Regions from separate parts of the Homo sapiens genome. Here region 1 is linked to region 2. The links are chromatin loops, found by intact Hi-C in ENCODE. Cell type or tissue: Calu3. All regions are shown on one strand.

Region 1 (8,000 bases), 150 kb before region 2:
CTTTCTGGTTAGATTTTCATTTGGTGATCATGTCTTTTCCATGTGTACCTGTAATGTTTTTCCATCATGTCTCAAAGTACAGTCATTAACATAAAAAAAAAAGTTTATGTTATATTTTAGATCATTTGTTGGCATTTCAACAATGTTCACAGCATCTTCACTAAGAGTCGATTTTGTCTCAAGAAACCACTTTTTTTTCCCATCCAGAGGAAGAAGCTTCTCATCCATTCAAGTTTCATTATGAGATTGCAGCAATTCAGTCACATCTTCAGGCTCCACTTCTAATTGTAGTTCACTTGCTATTTCCACATCTGCAGTTACTTCCTCTAATAATGTCTTGAATACTCAAAGTCATCAACTTCTTCAAACTCCTGTTATGGTTGACATTTTGACCTTCTCTCATAAATCACTAATGCTCTTAATGACATCTTAGAATGGTTAATTATTTCCCAAAGTTTTTCAACTTGTTTTGTCAAGATCCATCAGAAGATTCACAATTTATATGGAAGCTATAGCCTTATGAAATGTACTGCTGAACAAATGAGACTTGAAAATTGAAATTTCTCTTTGATCCATGGGCTACAGAGTGGATACTGAGTTTGCAGGTATAAAAACAACATTAATCTTCTTGCATCTCTCCGTGAGAGCTCTTGTTTGACTAGGTGCACTGTCAATGAGCAGTAATGTTTTGAAAGCAATCTTTTTTATAAGCAGTAAGTCTCAACAATGGACTGAAAACATTTAGTAAATCATGCTATAAGCAGATGTGCTATCATCTAGGCTTGTTGTTTCATTTATAGAGCACAGGTAGAGTAAATTTAAGGGCTCTAGGATTTTCAAAATGAAATGGTAATGAGGATTAGTGGCAACTTAAAGTCACCAACTGCTTTAGCCCCTAACAAAAGAGTCAGCCTGTCTTTTGAAGCTTTGAAGTTAGGCATTAACTTCTCTCTAGCTATGAAAGTCCTAGATGGCATCCTCTTCCGTTATAAGGCTGTTTGGTCTACACTGATTATTTTTTGTTTATTGTAGCCACCTTCATCAATAATTGTAGGTAGATCTTCTGGATAACTTGCTGAAGCTTCTCCATCAGCACTTGCTGTTTCACCTTGCATTTTTATGTTATGGTGATGGCTTCTTTCCTTACGTCTCATTAGTCAACCTTTGCTAGCCTCCAACCTTTCTTCTTCTTCTTTTTTTTTTATTATACTTTAAGTTTTAGGGTACATGTGCACAATGTGCCGGTTAGTTACATATGTATACATGTGCCATGTTGGTGTGCTGAACCCAGTAACTCGTCATTTAACATCAGGTATATCTCCTAATGCTATCTCTCCCCCCTCCCCCCACCCCACAACAGGCCCCGGTGTGTGATGCTCCCCTTCCTGTGTCCATGTATTCTCATTGTTCAGTTCCCACCTATGAATGAGAACATGTGGTGTTTGGTTTTTTGCCCTTGTGATAGTTTGCTGAGAATGATGGTTTCCAGCTTCATCCATGTCTCTACAAAGGACACGAACTCATCATTTTTTATGGCTGCATAGTATTCCATGGTGTATATGTACCACATAACGGCTAGCTTCCAACCTTTCTCCTGCAGCTTCCTCACATCTCTCTGCCTTCTTGGAATTAAAGAGAGTTTGTGTCTTGCTCTGGATTAGGTTTTGAATTAAAGGAATGTTGTGGCTGGTTTGATCTCCTATTTAGACCACTAAAAGTTTCTCCATATCAGCAATAAGGCTGTATTGCTTTCTTATCACTCATGTGTTCACTAATTTCTTTCAATAACTTCTCCTTTCACAACTTGGCTAACTCTTTGGCACAAGAGGCCAATCTTTTGGCCTATCTCAAACATGCCTTCCTCATAAGCTTAATCATTTCTAGCTTTTGATTTAAAATGATAGTTATGTGACTCTAACTTGAACACTTAGAGGCCATAGTAGGGTTATTCATTGGCCTAATTTTAATATTGTATCTTAGGGAATAGGGAGGCCTGAAGAGAGGGAGAGAGAGATGAAGGAACGGCTGGTTGATGGAGCCAGTCAGAATGTACATAACATTTACCTGTTAAGTTCACTATCTTTTATGGACATAGTTCGTGGTGCCACAAAACAATTACGATAGTAATATCAAATATTACTGATCACAGGTCACCATAACAGATATACTAATAATGATAAAGTTGGAAATATTTCAAAAATTACCAAAATGTGATACAAACACATGAATTGAGCACATGCTGTTGGAAAAATGAAGCTGATAGAGTTGCTCAATACAGGGTTGCCACAAGTCCTCAATTTGTAAAATACATGGTATTTGTGCAGCGCAATAAAGTGAAGTGCAACAAAACGAGGTGTGGCTGTGTCCTAGAACATAAATATGTACTTTAGTGGAAAAGGTGGATAAACTAAAACAATTTTGTAGTTTAGTTCAGTGGTCCCCAACCTTTTTGGCACCAGGGACTGGTTTCGTGGAAGACAATTTTTCCAGACTCAGGCCAGGGTGGAATTGTTTTGGAATGATTCAAGTGCATTACATTTATTGCATACTTTATTTATATTATTATTACATCATAATATATAATGAAATAATTACATATATCACCATAATGTGGAATCAGTAGGAGCCCTAAGCTTGTTTTCCTGCAAATAGATTGTTTTATCTGGGGGTGATGGGAGACAGTGACAGATCATCAAGCATTAGAATCCCAGGAATGTGCAACCTAGATCCATTGCATGTGCATTTCACAATAGGGTTCAAACTCCTATGTGAATCTAATGCCACCATTGATCTAACAGGAGGTGGAGCTCAGGAGGTAATGCCAGAGATGAGGAATAGCTGTAAATACAGATGAAGCTTTGCCTTCTCAACTGCTGCTCACCTCCTGCTGTGCGTCCCGGTTCCTAACAGGCCATGGATGGGTACCAGTCCATGACCCAGGGGTTGGAGACCCCTGGTTTAGTTAATGGTAGTGTATGGTTTTTATATTCTTACTTTTAATAATTATACTTTGGTTATGTGAGATATTAACATTAAGGGGACGTTGGATAAAGACCATATGAGAATTTACTATCTTTGTAACTTTTCTTTAAGGCTAAAATTACCTCACCATGATTTTTTTCTTTAATAAAGCAATATTGAGACTTTAGAAGCAATAGGGCAAGGCATTGATATATCACTGGTGGGAGCCTCTCTAATTTCCCACAGGACAAAAAAGTCAATGATATTCATTTGGTCTCTTAATATAAAAGTACTGGGGACCTATAGCGGGCCAAGCATTATACTATGACTAGGTTATAGAAGTAAATGAAAGATATATGCTCTTTCAGTTGGCAAGGGGGTTTATGAGTGTTATATCCACAGGTAGAGGGAGGCTGAGAAGGTTTGGATTTGTGATAATAAAATCGGGTTGGAGTCTCTGCTACAAATATCTTTGCATCATCTTCAAAGTTGATGTGTCCTGGGAAAACCAAGTTTTCATGAAAAAGTAAGGTTTATAATGGAAATGCTTTAAATCAGCAATGTTTATACATTTTTTTAAACTCGTCTTTGATGGTCATATGTGTTGTAAGCTTTTTTCAATGCCTGAGTGTTTCTGGCTTGATAGAGTAGGTAGCGTAGGTATTAGGGCAGGCTTGCTAACATCCTCAGGTATGTGCTGAATATTCTCAATGCATTTGTCAGTATTAATGTTGTGAAATCCATATCTGTGTGTATTCTGTACCACTTTCAATATTCCTTTTCTATATCTCCTATTAAGAAAAACATTTAAGAGAGCTACTTTTCTGTCTTTATTCCTTTGTGAATAGTAATATTTAAAGGGATTATTACAGATATTAAAATAAGTAGACTGAATATTGAATGAGTGAGAATAGAGGTATTTATGAGATTTGTATGCTTCTGGCATCCTCCTGGGAATTTTTTTTCCAGCAGCATAGCCTGTAAATATTTAATATTTTCCAGATATTATCCTCAGAGCCTCAATCCATTAACTCAAGTGCATGCTACAAAAACATATTTGTATACTATTGACAGTACATGAAAAGAGGAAGGAAAGAAAATGAAATGATTTTTCTATCAAGTACCATGATTTAGTCATTTCTGTGTTCTCTATGGATTTAGCTCAGTGCTTGGCAATACTGGTAGGTGATAAATTCAATTTTGTTGAAGTGAGTGAGTAAATGAATATATTAACCATTGTTTCATTTAAAGGGTGTAAAGCATAATAACCTTTTCTTTTGTGTCAGAGAATGTTTTCCACAAAGCCACCAGGGTACCTGGTGCTGTTCATGTATTTCAGAAATGTTTCTTGTGTACCAGTAGATGGCAGTCCTTCTTCACGTCCTATCTTTCTTTAAAAGAAAAAAAGGATGAAAGAGATTGAAAAAGAAAGAGATGAAAATGGAAACAGATAAAGATAGTTTTTTAAATTCAGCACATTGTGTTTATTTAATTTTTATGAATAGATTTTAAAAAATTAACTGTTAAGAAGCAGGGAAAGTTAAAATGTGTCTTAAGTTAATTGGAAATAAACCATCAAACGCAATTGACTTTGTGCTAGCTCATCAAATTTCATACCAATGAATTACATTTTGATTAAATGTCACTGTGTATTTCTTTCTGAAAATAAGCTTATCAATAGCCACATGGCCTGTGTGATTTTCAACGTAAATGTCAGCCAGTTTCTTGCCATGCTGGACACTCAAATGATGCAGACTTCAGTTTAAGTTTGGGGGCTCCACTTTGTTATCAGCCTGGTACCTTGGAGAGTATTTAGGGAAACCGTCAAACTATTTTTCTCACCAAAACGTTTAAAATTTGTTGAGCAGCTCAGAATGCTGCAGATATCTGGACAACTGCATGCCCTCGCACTGAAGCATAGGATGGAAAACCGACCCAACAGGAGCTCATTATACATTTCCACAGAGATTCCCAATATGTGAAACATGCCGATGCATTCATATTGCATCTCCACTACAGTAGTTGCTAGGGAGCAAACTGAGTTCACCAGTTTCATTTCCTTTGGAAAGTATCTTTATTTGAAACCTAAATCATGGGTTCCAGAATAATTTCCTCAACCTCTTCCCCTGATTACATTCATCATTTTTCCATCTACTTCAGCCCTGTCACACTGACCCTACTCCAATGAGAAAAAACATGACTAAAGCCCAGGGAACAACTCAGAATTTCAAATACTGGGTTTAGTTTCCAATGGATTTCTTTTTTGTATTCTCTTACTTTTGTGTTCTACAATTTGCCAACAGCTGAAAGAACCACAACCTTAAATGTTTTCTAATCTACAGCCATTGTTAACCACAGAATTTAGGACATGATAAAAACACAGGTTCCTTGTATAGGGGTAGCTTCTCACATATTTCTCATGAAATTTATTCTCTAAAAATAAATTGCTATATGGATAGTTTGACTAACTTTATATTATACTCAGGCTCTGTATTTTTATTTTGCTTTAGTGTTTGAGGGATGTATAAAACCAACTACACACAATTGCACACACACACACAAATTGCAAAAGACACACCAAGACACTTTATGTTTACTGTGATTATATATGTCTTCCTTTGACGTAACTGGAAATAACAGTCAGAATGCACACAATTCAACCACTGAAGCTACATACTGAATAATTTTTAATGTTTGTGTATGTGTTTCCCCATTAGGCTTTGAGACAGATGAGGGCAGAAAAGTTTTCACATTAATTTATTTATGCAATCATGCTTTTACTAATCATTTGTTGGATACTTAACATATGAAAAACTGGGGATAAAATAATGAATAAGACAAAGACTCTGTCTTTATGAAACTTAAAGTATGTAAAGGTAAAGCAGACACATAAAAAAAGGTTAGTAAATCAGACTCCATGATGAAAATATTAATTGGCTATAGTGAAGGAGCAAAATATAATGAGTGTCTTTCTATCTATGGGGATGTAAGGAGGAGTGATGGAAAGCTTTATTAGAGAGAGATTTGAACTCCTTTGAAACGTGTACAAGAGTTCATTAGGTCAACTGTGAGGTAGAATTTTCTACACAGAAGGACTAATATGAGAATTACAGAAGGTTATACATAGCATGTTTTATTTGAAAACTGAAATTAGTTGATGTGGGGTAGTACATTACAGTAGTACTGTAAATGTAGGGATGTTGTAAAGGAATCTTTGTATATCGTACCAAGGAATTTGAACTTTATTGTCTGGGTACTTGGAGTCAGTCAGATATATGTTTTTTTTTATTTATTTATTTATTTATTTTTTTTGAGACGGAGTCTCGCTCTGTCGCCCAGGCTGGAGTGCAGTGGCGGGATCTCGGCTCACTGCAAGCTCCGCCTCCCGGGTTCACGCCATTCTCCTGCCTCAGCCTCCCAAGTAGCTGGGACTACAGGCGCCCGCCACTACGCCCGGCTAATTTTTTGTATTTTTAGTAGAGACGGGGTTTCACCGTTTTAGCCGGGATGGTCTCGATCTCCTGACCTCGTGATCCGCCCGCCTCGGCCTCCCAAAGTGCTGGGATTACAGGCGTGAGCCACCGCGCCCGGCCAGATATATGTTTTATGTAGGGCTCTGACAAGATCGCATTTACCTTTTTGAAATTTCACTCTGTTAGAGGTGTAATGGATAGACTGAGGAGTAGGAATTTCACAACAAGATCAGCTTGGAGACTTTCCAGTATTTTAGGCAAGAGATAATGAGGGGCCTGACTTCAGTAGAATTAGATGAATCCAGAAGAAACAATAACAAGCTCAGTTTTATATAGGTTTAGATTGAGGTGCCCATTGGGCTTCTATAGAAGAGATATATGACAGCATTTGTTATCAAAGGAAAGCTCTAAATTAGAACTGTGGCCTTGGGATCTATCAGCATGTGAGTGGTAACTGAAGCCCTGGATATGTATGAGATCACCTAGTGAGGATAAGAAGAGAAAAGAAAAAAAGAAGAAAAAATGAAAGAAGAAAGGACAAGACATTGAAAAATATAGCATTTGAGGTATAAATAAGATACAAAGGACCTCTGAGATTAAATATATAAAAATAGCAGAAAGAGAAGAAGGATAGAATGGACATAGAGAAACCAAAGTAGGAACAAGCAGTCAAAATGTCAAATGCAGCAAACAGGCACAGTAGGTTAAACATTGACTGTAGTCCATTAAATTTGGCAATTAGGAAGTAATAAGGATCTTTTCCAGAGTGGTTTATATGGAGTGTTAGGTTAGAAGTCAGGTGATTGAAGGTTGAAAAGGAATGGAAAGAGAAGGAAGAGAAGATAAGTATGTAGATTTTTCTTTCAAAGAGTTTTTGTATGAAGGGAAGAAGAAAGAACTATCACCAGCATGTAGCACAAGACCTAGCACTGAGTGGGTGTTAATATACACTTGTGGAATTGAATTTATCAAGTACACTTTGTCATCACTACAATGTCATCACTACCTCACACTACAAAGTGTGATCCATGTAACACCCAGAAATATTCATCTTCTATACTGATATGAGTTTTAGGATGCAAACCTGTATAATCAGGTAAAACAGCTAGTGTGTAGTTTAGTGAAAGGTTAAACCTTACGGTCATCTAAGGGGAAGGAAAGTGGAATTTATAGCTCTACCTTTAAGAATTCTCTTCAAGCTCACCAGATAGATGGGGTTTTTCCTTGTCTTAGTTTGGTGCTATAGGTTGCGAGCAGGATAATTCCATGGGCCGTCTAAAGCAGGACTGAGGATGTGAAGACTAGCTGACAGTGAAGAGGAACTATTAACTCATAAATTATGAGAACTGGGAGTTTTCAGAGATTATCTGGCTACAAGTTATTCAAAACCTTATTTTTGTTTTCTTAATGGAATCTCCTTTTACCAAACCCATTAGTATGTGTAATCTGAATGTATGATACTGACAAAAGGGTAAGACAATTAATATAAATTTATGCTATATATTTATTTTTATAACAGTTAAATATTTTGAACATGATAAAACAATGAGTCTGTTTTGATGAACA
Region 2 (8,000 bases):
TAAAATTGAATTTAAATTACACCGCTCCACACAGAATTAGGCATTGAAAATGACAATAGATCTGAAATGTAGTGGGCTCTGAAAGTTCTTTGTGACTAGGCCTTTACAGCCAGAAAAAAAGGTAATGGGCAGCAAGACCATTCAGAGAAAGGGACAGAAACACATGAAAAAGACTCTAGTATGAATGAGTGTCCAAGAGATTGTTAATAGCCAATATAACATTTTAAAGCATGTTTTTTTCTCTACATATTTAGATAAGAATGATCATATTACATATTTAGATAACAATTACCTTATTGCGCCGCTACAATGCTTTTTTTACTTTCTTAGAAGAATATGCCAAAAAGTACTTTAAGTATAGCAATGTATAAATTATAGTCTTTGTGCTGTGTTGAGCAAGTCCATGGAATTGGCCACCTGAAAGAGAGAATTCTTAATTGCCTGAGAATGATTACTAGTCTTATGTTTGTGAAGAACTTCCATCATTCAAAAGGCAAGCCTCTTCATTGTTAAGACTCAAAAATAAAGATACTTTAGTTAGGTGGAAAGGGTTGGTATGAAAAGCTGCAACACTTTAATTTTTGCTATTAAAATCACAGAAATTATGCAAATATTTTAAATTCTATAAATTGTATGAAAAATTCCTTCTCTTATTTTTTTTCTTTAGCAGCAGAGAATTCCAGGGCATAACCCACTTTCTGAACATATCCTCTTTTCCTTCTCTTTCTCTGATTATCTCTGAAGCTGCGTTTGAGGATAAGCCAGTCAATGAAGTTCTATCTAGTATGCTGGTATAAGAGGGGGCACCTACCATCACCGCTAATTCTCTGTAGCTGGAAGCAATTCTTTCCATTTTTTAGCGATCTTATAATCAGTCAAATCAGTGTTACTATTGGGGTAGACATACATATCTGGAGACCTCAACAGGGGAATGTAGTATAGGAAGAGCTGATAATTGGCCACTCTTTTTTTCAAAAATAAATTTATATTTGGGGTACATGTGAAGGTTTGTTATGTAGGTAAACTCGTGTCTTGGGGGTTTGTTGTACAGATTATTTCATCACCCAGGTATTAAGCTCAGTACCCAATAGTTATCTTTCCTGCCCTTCTCTCTCCTCCCACCCTCCACCCTCCAATAGGCCCTACTGCCTGTTGTTTTCTTCTTTGTGTTCATGAGCTTTCATCATTTACCTCCCACTTATAAGTAAGAAGATGTGGTATTTGGTTTCTGATCCTGCATTAGTTTTCTAAGGATAAAGCCTCCAGCTCCACCCATGTTCCCACAAAAGACATGATTTCATTCTTTTTTATGGGTGCCTATTATTCCATGGTATATATGTGTCACGTTATCTTTATCCAATCTGTCATTGATGGGCATTTAGGTTGATGCCATGTCTTTGCTATTGTGAATACTGCTGCAGTGTACATTTGTGTACATGTGTCTTTATGGTAGAATGATTTATATTTGTCTAGGTATATACACTCTAATGCATTTGCTAGGTCAAATGGTAGTTGGGCTTTTATTTCTTCGAGGAATCATCATACTGCTTTCCACAATGGTTGAAATAATTTACATGCCCACCAACAGTGTATAAGTGTTTCATTTTCTCTGCAACCTTGCCAGCATCTGTTACTTTTTGACTTTTTAATAATATCCATTCTGACTGGTGTGAGATGGTATCTCATTGTGGTTTTGATCATATATAATCAACCACAGCAATCTTTTCTAATGAGTTAGAACTTGGCTTCAGATCCTTGTTAACACAGAACTCTAATTAGCCTCTATTGCTTGATAAAATTTTCCATAAAGACAAAGCCCATTTTGTAATAGATGCATAAACCCAAGAGTCTAAAAAACTGTTTTCTGGTCCTGGTTCTACCACTTGAGCAACTCACCGAGCTTCATTTAGCTTCCTTAAACCTTAGTTTGACTAAGACATGTCTGGGAGCTTAACTGCTAACTTGGAGTTCCTTTCTTCCCTCATACAGAGAGTTTTAGAAGTTTTCACAAAGATTTTATGAGTTATACAATTTATTAACTTTCCAAGTTTCTTCTCAGTTTTTCTGTCTGCCAGTAATACTACACAGCTATCTGTATGACAGGACTGAGAATTCCAGCATCTTTGGTCATGTTTGCATTTCTATAGATAAGATCTGTATCTTGTTTTTGAAGATGGTTGGTGTTTGGGGGTGGTGGCCAGGGGTGTATATGGTTCTAAAGGGGTTCATAACAGTTATAGGCAGACATATATTGGCATGAAGGAATATTTTTCAGTTCTATATAAGATACTAAACTATCCAAGTTCTTCTAACTTTAGGAAGTTTTGTCAAACAGGGAAGTTCTTAGTTCATATTGTTTATAGTATCAGATCTATGTATACTTATTAATCTTATACCTCAATAACATTTATTTTCTACCTCAATACAATGGCAATTATGAAAATAACCACTAGTTTGCAAATATGTCATCTCATCCCTAAATAGAGATGAAGTTGCTTTAGTTTTCAGGTGCTATTTATTCCTTCATTAACATTATTCATTGTCTAGAGTCTTCCATGTGCCCGGCCCAGGGTCAGGAACTATGCATATAAAGATGAGAAATCTGCTCTCAAGAAGCTCAAGTTCCAATGAGGAAAGCAGACATGTACATGAATTATTATGCTATGTGAAACACTAGAATAGAGATAAGTTGAAAATACTTTAGATAATAGAAGAAAAGTGCAACTAGCTTTTGTCTTTACCCCTTCCACGTCTGTACTTTTTCATCATCCATGTTCTCAAGTGGTTTCATCACTGATAGCTATGCTAATTCTCTTGGTAACTGCTTAAGAATATTGCTGAGTTTCTGTTGGAAAAGAATGTCTTTAGTCATGACTAGGAGACTATTTTGATCAAAGAGATTGAATTTACTAATTCCAATATTTGAAGGGCAACATCATATTTAGTTCTTGGGAACTCCTTTCACAATATCTTGGCCATTTTACCATCAAAGCTAAGAGAAAATAAATGGCCATTCTCTGCTACCTCATTGAGACTTCCCTTCCAGTTCTGGGCTCCTTCCTGAGATAGCTGCTACATTTTCAGGATGCTAATACAGGGTATGATCTCACTATTCAGGTGTGATCCTCCTCTCTCTCACAGTGTACAGAATTTGTACTAAAATTCCCATGAGTATATTGCAATATAATAACACAATCACAACACTCACATAACTCCACAATCCAAAATTAGTATTTCCTCTCTCCCTCCAATTACAAACAGGCAATAATTTCTTGATTGCTTGTGTTTCCTGGCAAATTTCCTTTAATTAGTATGCCTGGTTTCCTGACACTAGCTGGAGTAACCTGGTTGGAAACTTATTTTCTAGGCTGGAAGTAAAGCTTCAAAAAGTTTTCACCACACAAATATATCTTTACACAAAGATACAGATTCACACAGTAGACATAAAGCAAACATGCCTTATTTACTCCTTGGGTCAGTAGAGAGAAAACAGGAGGAATCTTAACCGAAAGAATAATTAAGAGTTGAAATGTCTTATACAAGTTGAGATTTGACATATGTTAATGTTAAAGAAGAGCAGGTATAGTTGTTCAAAATCCCTACTGGTCCTCAAGGAGGATTCTCACTTCTGTCATCTGCTCTCAGAGTTTCCAATAGTAGTGGCACTGACTGATTAGAGTCCTGTTGCCTTAGGCTGCCTTTTCCAACAGTTATCAAATCCTCTTATGCCTCCTGCTGGTTGCAGGGCTGACCATTTTTCATATTAGCCAAGCATTTAAGGCTCTGAGTTACTCAAGAATCCCAAGAATTAACTATTTAGGGACTAAATTGCAAAAGCAAGAGTAATCAACTAGCCCTTTAAAAAATTATAAGTAAAATCTACTCAACACAGAACATTGATTTCTAAACAAAATATTATTTTCAAGTTTCATTAGCCAAATGTCGATACATAGCCTGTAATCATCTTGAGACCACAAAAATAATAGCTCAGTATATCACAAAGTAATGTTTTTCTGAGAGATCCACAGGAGGTGGATTGACCTGAACACCTTGCAAGACATGAATTCACATGCATTTTCAGCATGTCTTCTCCAACTTGATGAAAAAAATTCCAATCATAATACCTAGGATAACCCAACCTCCTTAGTCTTTTCAGTATTTAATATGGAATCACTATTTTGTAGAACTTACTTTAGTGATTCACTCATAGAATGTCATGTTATATTATTTATGTATGCGGCAGCCCACTGAACTGTGAAGAGATTTAAACTGTGTCTCCTTACTTATTCCCTGACAGTTTGCACATAACAAAGTATATACTCTTACTATTATTTGTGGGGTCTGCCGACTATTATAGTCTACTGAATAAATGTAAATAGTTACTTTCTACCCAGAACCTCCATAGTGCCTGCACTGAATCTCAACATTTTCCCCTCCATATTTTCATCTGCTTAGTCACTCTGTTCATTCAGTGACTATTTTTCTTCAGTCTCTTCTCATCATCTTGTCAAAGTCATAAATTGCTAAACATACCTGCATGACTATCTATATTACACTAAAATTATATTTATTCACTGCATATAAAAATAAAACAAAATGAATTTTTTTAAGCTCGAGTGCGTATTATTTTCCCACAGAATTGTCAAACCACTGCAATGTTTCTTTTCTTCTCTTCTACCAACCCCATCCTCAGTATAAAGAATAGTTCTAATCATAAAATTAGAATTGGTAGTAGGAGTAGTACAATGAACAGCATAAAATTAATGGCCTGGGCACATAGTTGAGCCTATTATTACACATTTATAAGCTAAATTTATATTTATATTTTTGAAAGCTATGCCTAGAATATCATAGTATAGCCAAAGGAGAATAAAAAATGTTATTGGTATTCTCTTCACATTATCATTTTCTAAAACATAGCTTTAAATTAATTTTACCTGAGTCCATTTTCTTCTCTTTCTCCAGCTCAACTCTTCATACTTAAATTCCATTAGTTGGTTTCCTCATCTCCAAAGCAGGGACATAAATAATAATACCTATATTTCAAAGACAATATGAAGGTTAAATTGAGCAAAGCAAATGAAAAATATTCTTTGAGCTGTACATTGATATACAAATAGATTTCTGTTATTTCCATTGGAGGAGTGTTTAGATATTATAAGGCACACTAGGGATAAGGTTTATTTGGCAGCTGCCTTGTCACTCCAAATAAATTTATTTATCATGTATTTATTGAGGAATTTATAGCCTCTAGAGAATTTTCTCTGTGAGAGCACTGCTTTTGAATTTTTTTGTTTCTTCTCCCACTCCACCCCTTTGGCTAGTTGAATTCTAGACAAATAATGTCTTACTTAGCTGGGTAGCTAAGCTGCAACTAAATTCTCCAGGGATTTTCTATAATATGGATTCAACGCTTAGGAAAATTCAACTTAAAAGTGGAAAACATCTCTTAACTAGAGAATTATCTCCTTCAAGTTCTGTCTTCAGAAGTGATTTCTGTCTTAAGGTCTACCAAGTATTCTTGGCTTTTGTTCCTGCATATTTTTCCAGGTTTAAAGTGTATTTTTCCACTTAATTAGACTGTAAGCAATTCTAATGTCATTTTTGTTTCTGATATATTGGTTTCTACAATATTTTGATTTTGATTGGTGATAACAAAATGGTAGTAATAATTATAAGGGTCTTAGTTTAAATATTTTCAAGTGGTATACTTGAGAGCTTCATTGATACAAGTTATATGTGTTTCATTGTGAAATAAATTATATACAGTAAGACCTATTTTAAAAATAACAATTTATTATAGAAAGGTGGTTTTGGCCAGTACTTTTCAAAAATTAAAAAAAAAGACTAAAATATATACTTTTTTTAGAATAAGCTTTTCCTTTTTTGTTGTTGTTTCATATCATATGGTCTCTTAAATAGCCCTTATGGCATTTAAATGATGTGATTTCCCTAAAATTATTAGCAATGTATGTAAGGATTTATGGCATGAAGTATATGTGGATATTTAAAATGGGGAAATTTTGTGATTAACAAGTTTAAACAAATAGCAGATAAATTTGTAAAATTTATAGTTGTGAATAAACCGTGTCCAAACATATTCAGTGACTATTACTAAAACATTATTATCATGCTATGATCTTTTCTGCTTGTGCATTGTAGTTCAAAGGTGTTGATAAGGGTTGATGCAGTGGAATTGGGCTTTCTAGCTTCAATGGGAACAACAGGATTACAGAATGGAGAGGCCAGATATACAGCTTAATTCAAAGGGATAAGGTGGGCAGAGTTATTACAATAATCTACACTGGGATGGAAAGATAATTAGAATATCTCATTCAAAGAGATCTACCAAATAGCTAATTGATCAAAGTGTCTTAGGAATGAAAACAATAAGCAGACTACCAATGTGCTTCTTGATTTATATATGATATGTATAACATATATCAAGATTTATATTGATTCTATATGCTATTACATAAATAAAACTACATATGAGATAACACTACACTCACACAGTAAATTCTCATTATACTCACTATTTGCAGTAGTTATATTCTATAAAGTTGCCATGAACACTTAATTAAGTGAATATTGTACTATTGCTCCAAAGGTAAATACAGGGATATGTTCTTGTGAGCTTCTGTTCACAATATTTCATCAACTAATTATCAGACAACCCTATTTAATGTGTTTTTGTTTAAAGGCACTTTATTTACTATATATAGTTGATTCATGAACATTGAACTCATGGCCAACAACACTATAATTTACATATGTATGAAGTTTATCTAACACGCTATTTTCTTCGTAAAGCGTATCATAGCCTTATTGAACTTAGGAGCACTATACAGGACTTCAGCTCTGTGCTCAGGGATCATTGTAAGCAGCAAAATCATCAATAAGAAGCACAAAAATGTGAAAAATGTGACACAAATATACTGACAAAAGAGCACTGGTTTACATATCAAAGGTGACACAAGAAGGCAGAAAATCAGCTAGTTTAAACTGAGCTGGGTATGTGGGCTTCAGGTGACCCAATTTTTTTTACACTTTGCATATGTTAGCAACTGACTGCAAAAGCCTCATGACTAGTGATTTGGGAGTTTTAAATAAATTTTAGAGAGGAAGATGGATTCACGAATATGAACTCTGTAGATAATACTGATTGACTACACACACACACAACACACAGAGACACACACACACACACACATTATTTTAGGTTTGATGGGAAGAATTCTGACATGCATTGCCACAGTTGGGATCCACAACCTTTTGCCTATGTCTTTGAATTAAGGCAGTTTACATATCAAGTTCCATTTTTGAGGGAGAGGATAGGCCCATTTGAAGAAAATCACTATAGACCATACATCTTCATCCAACGTTTCCCCAGAAGAATCTGTAGCCATTTACCAGAGTGACTATGCATTTGTGAAAGTGAAACATCTAGAATTTTCAGAGCTTAATAGATACTAGTTTTGAATTGATGCTAATCCTCAATGCCATTATGATCATCCAGTCATAATAAAGTCTTATGAAGGTGATGAAATGAGTTGACCAGTTCTAACAGTTGGTCCAGTGGCACTGTGAATGCACTCTGTGGTTGTTTTCCCATTCCCAGAATGCATAGAGGGAATAGACAGACATATAGGATAACTGGCAGAACCCCCATATTGATTTCCTGGCCCATGTAGTGTTAGCCTAAAGGAAAGGCCAACTGGAAGCACCTGGAATTGTTCCCTTCTTTGCAAGGAAGTTAAGCACAATACTGGGAGGTTGTTTTATTTTATGTCATCTTAAAAGATTTGAAAGAAGCATGGTTAAAGAATTACCCAACACTCATATTCAGCTCACCTAAAGAATGACCAGATTTCACAAAGTTCATCAGGTAGTGATGCTAATTGTAACTGTGGTCTTAGATGAGCTTTTGTTATTGAAATTAACAATGACAACAAACAGCAAAAAACAAAAAGCACATCTAGCACCTGGAATACAGTTAT

The links. Hi-C counts contacts between places; a loop is a spot of excess contacts. Peaks named below come from ENCODE experiments on the same cell type or tissue, not always from the same donor. Only the 100,000 strongest peaks of a DNase experiment are listed, where the experiment ranks them.
Region 1: it touches region 2 in a loop (11-fold over the local background); 16 of 110 quality-filtered maps call a loop at or near these places.

Annotation. Positions count from the first base shown.
Region 1 is chr11:90,284,077-90,292,076 of GRCh38, forward strand. The region is part of intron 1 of DISC1FP1 (DISC1 fusion partner 1); the gene reads left to right. It also overlaps the pseudogene TUBAP2. Among named protein-coding and RNA genes, the nearest start is that of DISC1FP1, 37 kb to the left of the region's middle. In Calu3, a CTCF peak has its summit at 4,396; no DNase peak of the experiment used is centred here.
Region 2 is chr11:90,431,315-90,439,314 of GRCh38, forward strand. All of the region lies in intron 1 of DISC1FP1 (DISC1 fusion partner 1), which reads left to right. Among named protein-coding and RNA genes, the nearest start is that of MIR4490, 120 kb to the right of the region's middle. RefSeq lists a silencer at 3,547-3,841 and an enhancer at 6,651-7,378. In Calu3, no CTCF peak of the experiment used is centred here; a DNase peak (open chromatin) is centred at 3,717.